Regions from separate parts of the Homo sapiens genome. Here region 2 is linked to region 1. The links are chromatin loops, found by intact Hi-C in ENCODE. Cell type or tissue: heart right ventricle. All regions are shown on one strand.

Region 1 (5,000 bases):
TGCCCCCAGCTCCTACCTCGGCAGAGCCTTTGTGGGGGGTGAAAGAGAAATTAAACACTATCCTAACGGCTGGGGATGTTGGGGGGCTCTCTGGTCTCAGCCTTTGGTTTCCGTCTGGGGGGCTGCAGTTTAGGGGTATAAGAGAAAGCCTCTCCAATCATCCCCCCAATTCCAAGACTGACAAAGCCAACCCCACCCCAGCACGCACCTCCAAACCTCCCCCCCAACCGCCACGTCTCTCCTGAAAACAGAGGACACTTCCCTCCCCACTTACCTCAGCTACTCTCCCCTGAGATCCTGGTCCCCTATTTTGAAAAGAGCAAAATTTAGGGTGCATCCCTCACATTTGGGGTGCAGGAGAAAGGAGCCGCCCCAGTCGCATCGCTGGCCTCCTTCCTCTCGGCTGGCTCAGGGACTGGGGAGTGCCCTGGGGAGGGGGCACCCCCACAAGAGATCTCAGGAGGGGTTCCTCCACTCCCAGTCAGAATTGGGGACACCCCCCCAAAACCCGTCCCAGCCCATCCGTCTCCAACTCGGCGGGAGAGGCAGCTGCAATGCCCCAGTCAGATTCACCCAACACTACATTCCTCACCCCATCTAGAGGGGTCCCGGGGTCCCCAAAAAATCCCAAAAAAATCTAGGATGTTGGGAGGACGGTCCTGGACTAGCTCCCCAAATTTGGGGTCCTCAGATACCCCCGTTTTTTCAGGAAAATTCCGTCTTTTGCCTGCCTCCCGCCAGCCCTGCTCTGTCCCGATGCCAATTTTGGAAGTCACTCCCTCCTTCCTCCTCCCCGTCTCTCCAGGCCCCCCCCACCGCTCGGGGGCTAGGGTCCAGGACACCTGGCTTCCAGACCGGGGGGAATCACTCCTCAAAGGGCTAGGGGCCAGGAGGTCAAGCTCATTGCCCCTGTCTTAAGGAAGCAGGAAAGCCCGTTCCTCCCTTCCCCTCCCCCCTGGCTGGTCACCGTGGTGGTTTAGGAAAGCCTGGAGGATTGGAATCTGCCATTGCTGTTGCACAGGCAGTTTTTTTTCTTGGGTTGGGGGGGTGGGCGGTGGGAGGGAGAGAGGGGAGGAGGGCCGAAGAGAGAAGGGACCCAGGCGCGAAGAGCTGGCCTGGCTTACCCTGTAGCCCCGGCTGCCGTGGGGAACCCCTCCCCGCCATCTCACCCACACTCCCAGTCCTCTGTCTGCTTTCTGTTTGGGGCTCATCCTAGAAAATCAGGGTGCAAGAATCACCTCCTTGTACCCCACCAGCACCCCTCCTTGCCACAGTTCCAACAGCACTGCCCTGGTCAGGGGTGCCCACTTGGCCAAGGGACACCCCATTTTTCTCCAACTTCCCCCAAACTAAGGGGTGCTCCCTTAAGAAATTGGGATTCAGAGTCTGAAACCGCCTTTTCTCCCTCTCTTCTCCCTCAAGCCACATAATAATAAAAGGAGATACCACACCCTTTCCAAGTTTCTCCCTTCAAATCCTGGGCTTATTTGGGGGTTCACTAAAGAAACTTCTAGAATCTGGGGTGAGAGGGCACTATAAGCAAAAGACATCCCAAACCAGGGTCCAAATTAAGTGAACTCCCAAATCAGTCTCACCTTATGATTATCCCTTAGCTTCACCAAAAGCAGCCAGAGTGACAAAACACCCCCAAAATAAGAACACCCCAGAACTTTAGTCTCCTGTCCTCGCGGCCCTCACCTTGTTTCTCCCCTGGGGAAAAAGCTTCTTGGGTATCCATGGATACACAGGAATACCCCACGTCTTTCCACTTTGTGGAACGTGAGTGTCCACAAGACTCAAATATAAAAGTTTGCTCCCCCCTCCCAGGACCCCCAATCACAGAAAGCTTCGAACTTGCTCCCAGCTTCCTATAATGTTCCACCTCAAACTAATTTTTAAAACTCCAAATTGAACTTATTCCCCAAATCTAATCTGAGCCTTGAAACTTAGATGGCACCCCAAAATAGACTGCACCCCCAAATCAGCATGAGTACTTTGGTTCTGCTGATAGTCCAAGATGACACAGGTGAGCACAATCTCCAAATTGTGGGTGTCAGAACCCCCAGAACTAATGTAACTTCCAAGTCAGCCCCATACCTGAAACTTACCATATAGGCCTCAAAGGCTGAATGCAGCCACCGGTGCTCACAATCAAATCAACACCCCATAATAAACAGACACCCCACAACTGATCAAATAATACTCCATCCTGATGCCAAAGGGAGAGCCCCTAGTCTAATTCTCATCTCCAAGCTGGGCAGAGACCTAAATAACCCTCACATGTCAAAGCCACCTCATCGTCCTGAATTTCCCAGTTCCCGGTTTCTCAGCTGTTCTTTCATGCATTCAAATAAAGACACACTCCGGTCTGAAGGGGAGGGCCCCGGGCCTGATATCCAGCCCCGTGGACCATGGTCGGCCATTCCTGGCCAACTGTACACTCTCCCCAGCCCAAATCCGGGGAGCTTCTGCCTTGCAGCTGGATTCAGCTCTAGCACCCCTTCTCCAAATGAGCTTTGCCTTGCCTGCCCGCAATGTCTCCCGAAACAAAATATGAGGGTGTGATCCATGCCCATCTCTCAGATCAGGGACTTCAAATTAGGGTGGTTAAGCCCCCTCCTGCCCTCTCTCCCTCCTCCTTGTTTTCCCTTCTCGTTTACCCCACCCAATTTTAATGTTCAATTAAAAGTCACCTCCAAAGACATCTGGGTAGCAGTGTCTAGCTTAATTCGAAAAGAAAACCCGGAGTTCCCAGGCTCAGGTCCCGCTTCTTGTCCCACCCATTCCCCTGGCTCCTAAAGCCCGCGATTTCTCACCTCGGGTAGGAACCCCAGCCTGAGGGGAAAGTCCCCTCGGTCTCCTAACTCTAGCTCCCTCCGCCCAGCCCTAGTCCCCTCCTAGGAGACAGAGGTGCAAAATAAACCCGCGCAAAGGGGAGGAGGCTAAAGGTTTCAGCCGCCCAGACCAAATGGATCCTGCGCCCGGGTCTGAGCGCACCCCAGGCCGGGTGGAGACGAGGGGCGAGGCGAGGCCAGTGCTCGGCCGCCCCCTCGTGGAAGGAGCCGCACATTGCCGAGCCTTGCCTACTTGCCGCGCTGGACCCCGGCGTCCCGCCAGCCTCCAAGCGTAGCCGACGGGCGGGTGCCCGAGGCCCTCGTGAGCTGGGATTGGGGGAAAGCAAGCGGGCTTTGGGCGGGAGTCCATCTCTCTGGATCCCTACAAGGACCCAGAAGAGAGTCGGGAGCGAGAGAGGCCGGACGCCTAGGTCTCCCGAGCGTCTCTCGCCCCTCCACCCCCACCTCGGGGCTTTCCCCACCTCCTCGAGGGGAAGCAGCTGGCGGAGCCGTCCGGTCGCAGGACAATGGAAGGAAACCAACTAGAAATCATATCCGCCCTCTCCGTACCCCGCCCGGCCAGAGCCCCCCTTTTTGTAGGCCCGGGTAGAGTAGCCTGTCATTCACACCACACCCTCCCCGTCTGAGACCCTACGGGAGCCCACTGTCGTCTGCCCAAACCTGCTGTCTCGTTGGGCTCCCCCTTTTCTCCCTTAACACAGTACAAGAGAGGGAGAGGGGGTTGCCGTATGCACTTTGTCCTGCAGCAAAGGTTGGCTCCTGGCAAACCCTCCCAAAAGCCAACACACCAATTTTCACTGGCCCAGGCCTTCCGACGACTCAGACTCCCGTATTGCCAACCTCGATATCCCTAACCTCCTCCCCAATTCCAATATCCCCGTCCTCGTGTCCACTTGCAGTGACCCAAGACCCCCTACGTTACGACCACCCCTTGTTTCTGAGGTCCCGCCCTCGAGACGGAGACCCCGCCCTGGACTCGCCATCTGGAGAGCGAGGGAGGAAGGAAGGATACAGACCCAGGCGTTCACCCCACCTCCACCCCCGCCCCCGACATCCCGGCCAGATAAAGGAGCCGAGGCCAAGAGGGGAGAGAGACCCCGCCCCCCTTAAGAAGAGAAGCCGCGGCCCCTGCAGGACGGGGGTAAGAACAAGAGACTGAGGGAGCCAGACTCCTGGGTCCCCCAAGAGGGTAGGAGCTTGTGTGGAGCTTGCCATCAGCGAGCCTGAGTCCCAGAAATTGGGCTAAACTAGGGATTGGGGACTAGATAGGAGTCGCAGAATTCCGTAGTTCGGGGAAGGGAGCCTCGGCTGGGATTTGGAGGTGTGTGGACGGCAGGCCGTGAGATCTCGAGGCAGGGTTGGACACCTGAGACACAGGCGCGCAGAGGGGAGTGGCGGTGCTGGAGGGGCACTGGGGGTCGAACCCAGGGCGATGGGCGCGGGATTCCCCACGCTCGCCAACGACGCCGCGGTGTGGAACCTTCAACTGGCTCCAAGCGCTGTGGGATCTGGAAGAGGCAAGGGAGCGAGGGTGTCGTAGAGGGCAGAATGAACAAGAAGAATTAGGAGGGAGGCTGCGTGTGCCGGGGCTAGGGGCTGGAAGTCCTGGCTCTAGTTGCACCTCGGAAGGAAAAGGCAAACAGAGGAGGGAAGGCGTCTTAGGACTGCCTGGATCCAGAGCACTTTCCACGGCCTCTACAGGCCTGTGTCGCTATGGGTTCCCCCGCCGCCCCGGAGGGAGCGCTGGGCTACGTCCGCGAGTTCACTCGCCACTCCTCCGACGTGCTGGGCAACCTCAACGAGCTGCGCCTGCGCGGGATCCTCACTGACGTCACGCTGCTGGTTGGCGGGCAACCCCTCAGAGCACACAAGGCAGTTCTCATCGCCTGCAGGTTCGAGGGGTGGGGCCTGGGGCGGGGCCAAATGGGAAAGGGGTGGGACCACAGGGCCGTTGAGAGGGAATCCGAAGCCAAGTCTTTCAGAAGCAGGAGGCGGAGCGTCCCAGAATTGGGGGCGGGGTGATAGTGAGGAGGCGGGACTTTTTCAGGGGGCGGGGCTTCCTGAAGCTGCGCATGTCTCCCTTGGTTCCCCAGCCCCCAAAGGACTTATCTGCTCTCTCTCTAGTGGCTTCTTCTATTCAATTTT
Region 2 (5,000 bases), 270 kb before region 1:
CCTGTAGTCCCAGCACTTGGGAGGCTGAGGCAGGAGAATGGTGTGAATCCGGGAGGCAGAGCTTGCAGTAAGCCAAGATCGCACCACTGCACTCCAGCCCAGGTGACAGAGTGAGACTCCATCTGAAAATAAATAAATAAATAAATAAATAAATAAATAAATAAATAAGAGTATAATTGGGTTGTTTGTAAAAGAAAGTATAAACACTTGAGGTGATGGATACCCAATCCCAATGTGAATATTATGCCTTGCATGTCTATATCGAAATATCTCATGTATTTCATAAATATATACACCTACTATATACCCACAAAAATTAAAAATTAAAAAAATTTCTCATCTCCAAGTTACTCCCCAACTCATTGCAATCATACCGATATTCCCATAAATAATAACTATAAATTCTGGACAAGGTACCACAATAAACAACCTGAATGCACTGGAGGATAAAAAAATACAGATTCTGGAGGGAGTCAACACTTAAGGGAACTGCACTACCCAACGCTTGTGAAAATCCCAACATTAGTTGACACGTGGAAGCAGGAAACTGTATTGAGTGAGTTTCTATTTTCACAGCTTCTAGTATAAGGGCAGAGCACCTAGGCTATCTAAAGCTCTAATAGGGAAGTCACTGTCTTTCTGTCCTAAAGAACCTGAGGACAACCGCAGCAGCTGGAAAGTAATGGTGAAATCTCAGAAAGGAGAGTGCAGAGAGGGGAAGCCTTAAATTCTGCGAATAAACTCTGCCCAAATCCCTGGATGACCCCTGAATTACATACACAGGAGAGAAGTTCTAAGTAACCTAGTTAAAAATCTAAACTGAGTTTGAGGAGATGAATATCTCAATTATACTGATTTAATTATTACACATTGTATACAGGTATAAAGATATTACATGTACTCCCAAAATATGTGTAACTATTATATGTTCTTTTTTTTTAAAGAACACAGAAATTTTAGTCAAGTAAAATAAAGAAATTTTTTTTTTTTTTTTTTGAGACAGAGTCTCGCCCTGTCTCCCAGGCTGGAGTGCAGTGGCCCGATCTTGGCTCACTACAACCTCTGCCTCCTGGGTTCAAGCGATTCTCCTGCCTCAGCCTCCCAAGTAGCTGGGACTACAGGCATCTGCCACCTTGCCCGGCTAATTTTTGTATTTTTAGTACAGACGGGGTTTCACCATATTGGCCAGGCTGGTCTTGAACTCCTGACCTTGTGATTTGCCTGCCTCGGCCTCCAAAAGTGCTGGGATTACTGGCGTGAGCCACTGCACCCGGCCAATAAATTGTATCTTGATCTTGGAAAGAAACAAAAAGAGCCCAAATTGAGACTTGAGAATCAAAGATTGCCTTTGCATCCCGCCAGTTAACTGCCTGCAACAAACAAACAAACAAAAATCAATGGTTTTCAGAGGGAGCTAAAAGAAGCCAGCATCTATACAACATAATATTCACAATGTCTAGAATTCAATCCCAAATTACTTGAAAAGCAAAGAAACAGATAAATGTGATCCCTTCTCAAGAGAACATACAATCAAAAGCCCAATCCAAGATGACCCATATGTTGTAATTATTAGACAAGGATTTTAAAACACCTGTTGTAACCATGCATAATCATGTAAAGAAAAATATATATCTGTAATAAATAAACAAATGGAAAATCTCAGCAGATAAATAAAAACTATACAAATAAACCATGCGGAAGTTCTAAAATTGATTAAAATATCTAAAATTAAAAATTAACAGCAGTTAGAAGATGACAGAGGAGTCAGTGAATTTGAAACTAGATCAACAGAAATTATCTAATCTGAAGAAAAAAAATAAAATAGAAGAGATCCTCAACATCAAAATGTCTAAGACACTTTTAATGAGTCCCAGAGAAAGAGACAAAGAATGGGGCAGAAAAAAATCTTGCAGAACAATGGCTGAAATTTTCCCCAATTTGGTGAAAGACATTAATTTACAGGCACAAGAAATTCAGCAAACCCCAGTCAGGATAAAGATGAAGAAATCTATGTGTAGACAAATCATTATGAAACTGCTGAAAACCAAAGATAAAAAGAAAACCTGATGCCTGTCAGAGAAAAATGACAGATTACATACAGGGGAATGACAACTCAAATGACCATGTACTTCTCACCAGATACTATGGAGGCCAAATAACATTTGTAATGTACTGAAAGAAAAAATAAACTGTCAACCCAGAATTCTACTTCCAATGAAAATAGCCTTCAAGAATTGGGGCAAAATAAAGGAATTTTCAGATAAAAGAAATCTAAAAGAATTCATTGCCAGCTGGGTGCAGTGGCTCACTCCTGTAATCCCAGCACTTTGGGAGGCTGAGATGGGCAGATCACCTGAGATCAGGAGTTTGAGACCAGCCTGGTCAACCTGGTGAAACCCTGTCTCTACTAAAAATACAAATATTAGCCAGGCCCGGTGGTGGATGCCTGTAATCTCAGCTACTCAGGAGGCGAGGCAGGAGAATCACTTGAACCCAGGAGGTGCCGGTTGTAGTGATCCAAGATCATGCCATTGTACTCCAGCCTCTGTGGCAGAGTAAGACTCCATCTCAAAAACAAACAAACAAATAAACAAAACAAAACAAAAAACACCACCACCAACAAAAAGAATTCATTGCCAAAAGACCTACACTACAAAATAAAAAGTGCTTTAGGCTGAAGGGAAATTAAAATGTATGGAAAGACCTTCAGTAAAAACTCTGGACACTAAAGCTCAGGTGAGCTACCTGGCAGGTGATCATACATCAATGTGCTAGGAAGGTGATGCATCCCCAAGCATAAATTAAAATGGAATTCAAAAAAATATTCAAAGAATCCAAAAGAAGGCAAGAAAAGAGGAACACGGGAACAAAACACAAGAGGCATACAGGAAAAATGACAATAATGTTGCAGACCTAAATTCAACCATATCGACAATTATATTAAATGTTAATATACTAAGCACTCCAATTAAAATACAGAATTGGACCCTGTTCACAAGATGGCGCCAAAAGCGAAGAAGGAAGCTCCTGCCCCTCCTAAAGCAGAAGCCAAAGCAAAGGCTTTAAAGGCAGTGTTGAAAGGTGTCCACAGCCACATAAAAAAGAAGATCCACAAGAAAAGAAGATCCACCCACCTTCTGGCCGCCCAAGACACTGTGACTCCTGAGGCAGCCCAGATATCTTCAGAAGAGCGCCCCTGGGAGAAACAAGCTTGATCACTATGCTATCATCAAGTTTCTGCTGACCCCTGAGTCTGCCATGAAGAAGACAGAAGGCAGCAACACACTCATGTTCATTGTGGATGTTAAAGCCAAAAAGCACCAGATCAAATAGGCCGTGAAGAAGCTCTGTGACATTGATGTGGCCGCAGTCAACACCCTGATCAGCCTGATGGAGAGAAGAAGGCATATGTTCAACTGGCTCCTGATTACGATGCTTTGGACGTTACCAACGAAATTGGGATCATCTAAACTGAGTCCAGCTGGCTAATTCTAAATATATGTATATCTTTTCACCATAAAAAAAATATGGAATTGGAAGTAGCTCCCCAACTTACTGCTTGCTGAAGAAAAGGCATAGATCATCCATTCCCATTGCTTCCATACTCATATGAAATATTTGGTATATATCTACCCAAAAGTAATATGCTGTTCCACTCCCCTGTACTCTGCCTTCTGCCTCAAATGTCCTTCCTATCTCATACCACCCTCACCTCCAGCATTCAACACACACACACACACACACACACACACACACATTTAGACTCCCTCATGTCTTACCTTTCCATGAAGGTGATATGATCTGACCACTCCACTTACTCCAATTAAAATAGATCATATCTATGCATGGGTGAGATTATATCTTGCTATTCAAGCTCACTAGGAGCTGAGACTTCATTTTGTTTGTTATTGTAGCCCCTGGGCCAGGTGTATATAGGCTATTTAGCTATCAAAAACATTAATCAGCAATCAAAATTAAGTAGTGAATATAGTAGGCTGTTCTCCACGAATACAATTTGTAATAACAAACTTGAATAGGGGAGTAATTCAACCCAGACTATGCCCTCTGCTTTATAAAATAATATCCTGCCAACTTGGCGTGACATTGAATTTTTTTTTCCTGACAAATACTGACATATTTGCTCAAACAAATTAATATCCTTCCTTTGATTCGTTTTGTTTTGGAGGAAATAAGTTCACATGTCAATGTAAAAGCTGATCCTTACAACCTCTCTTCCAAATGAATTTTTGTATCTTCATGATAACAAGATAATTAAGGAACAGTAAACTTTTCTTTAACTTTGTCTTTTTCTTTTTAGACATAACCCTGGCCTTCTGCATGGAGCCGTCGCTACTGAGATAGAAAAACAATGATGAGCTGCTAAGTATTTAACAGCCAGATCTTGGGGATGGGGAGATACTCGATTTGTAGCATTTGCCCATTTCCACGGTTTAAATACTCTCACTATGGCCAATTTTAAGGTATCAGCATGACCTTATAAATGGAACATTAAGAAGAGATGGACAGGTCGGGCCCAGTGGCTCATGCCTGTAATCCTAGCACTTTGGGGGGCTGAGGCAGAAGGATCACGAGGTCAGGAGTTCAAGACCAGCCTGGCCAAGATGGTGAAACCCCATTTCTACTAAAAATACAAAAATTAGCCTGATGTGGTGGTGGACGCCTGTAATCCTAGCTACTCAAGAGGCTGAGGCAGAGAATTGCTTGAACCCGGGAGGTGGAGGTTGCAGTGAGCCGAAATGGCACCATTGCACTCCAGCCCGGGCGACAGAGCGAGACTCCTTCTCAAAAAAAAAAAAAAAAAAAAAAAAAAAAAAAGAAGAAGAAGAAGAAGAAGAAGAAGAAGAGATGGACACAATATCTTGGAGCCAGTGTGAATCATTGTAAGAAAGACCACGTGATGTCAAGGACAGGGTAGGAAGAAACATAAGTTTCCATTTTTAAAAATTAAAACACTAGTTATTCCCTAAAATGAGAGTCTG

The links. Peaks named below come from ENCODE experiments on the same cell type or tissue, not always from the same donor. Only the 100,000 strongest peaks of a DNase experiment are listed, where the experiment ranks them.
Region 2: a loop joins it to region 1, with 2.9 times the contacts of the local background. A loop is called at or near these places in 22 of 110 quality-filtered maps.

The regions. Positions count from the first base shown.
Region 1 is chr17:7,019,104-7,024,103 of GRCh38, forward strand. It overlaps BCL6B (BCL6B transcription repressor), which reads left to right and starts at 3,947. Exons shown (of 9, transcript NM_181844.4): 1 at 3,947-3,996; 2 at 4,557-4,747; 3 at 4,980-5,000. The coding sequence starts at 4,569. It overlaps MIR497HG (mir-497-195 cluster host gene), which reads right to left and starts at 551. Exons shown (of 3, transcript NR_038310.1): 1 at 275-551. RefSeq lists a silencer at 2,901-3,040. In heart right ventricle, CTCF peaks have their summits at 3,069 (motif pointing left) and 3,280; DNase peaks (open chromatin) are centred at 901, 3,078, 3,378, 4,698 and 1 weaker place; H3K4me3 peaks cover 4,837 bases; H3K27ac peaks cover 4,794 bases; H3K27me3 peaks cover 1,325 bases.
Region 2 is chr17:6,746,719-6,751,718 of GRCh38, forward strand. It overlaps the pseudogene RPL23AP73. Among named protein-coding and RNA genes, the nearest start is that of XAF1, 6.8 kb to the right of the region's middle. In heart right ventricle, a CTCF peak has its summit at 2,987 (motif pointing right); no DNase peak of the experiment used is centred here; H3K27ac peaks cover 172 bases.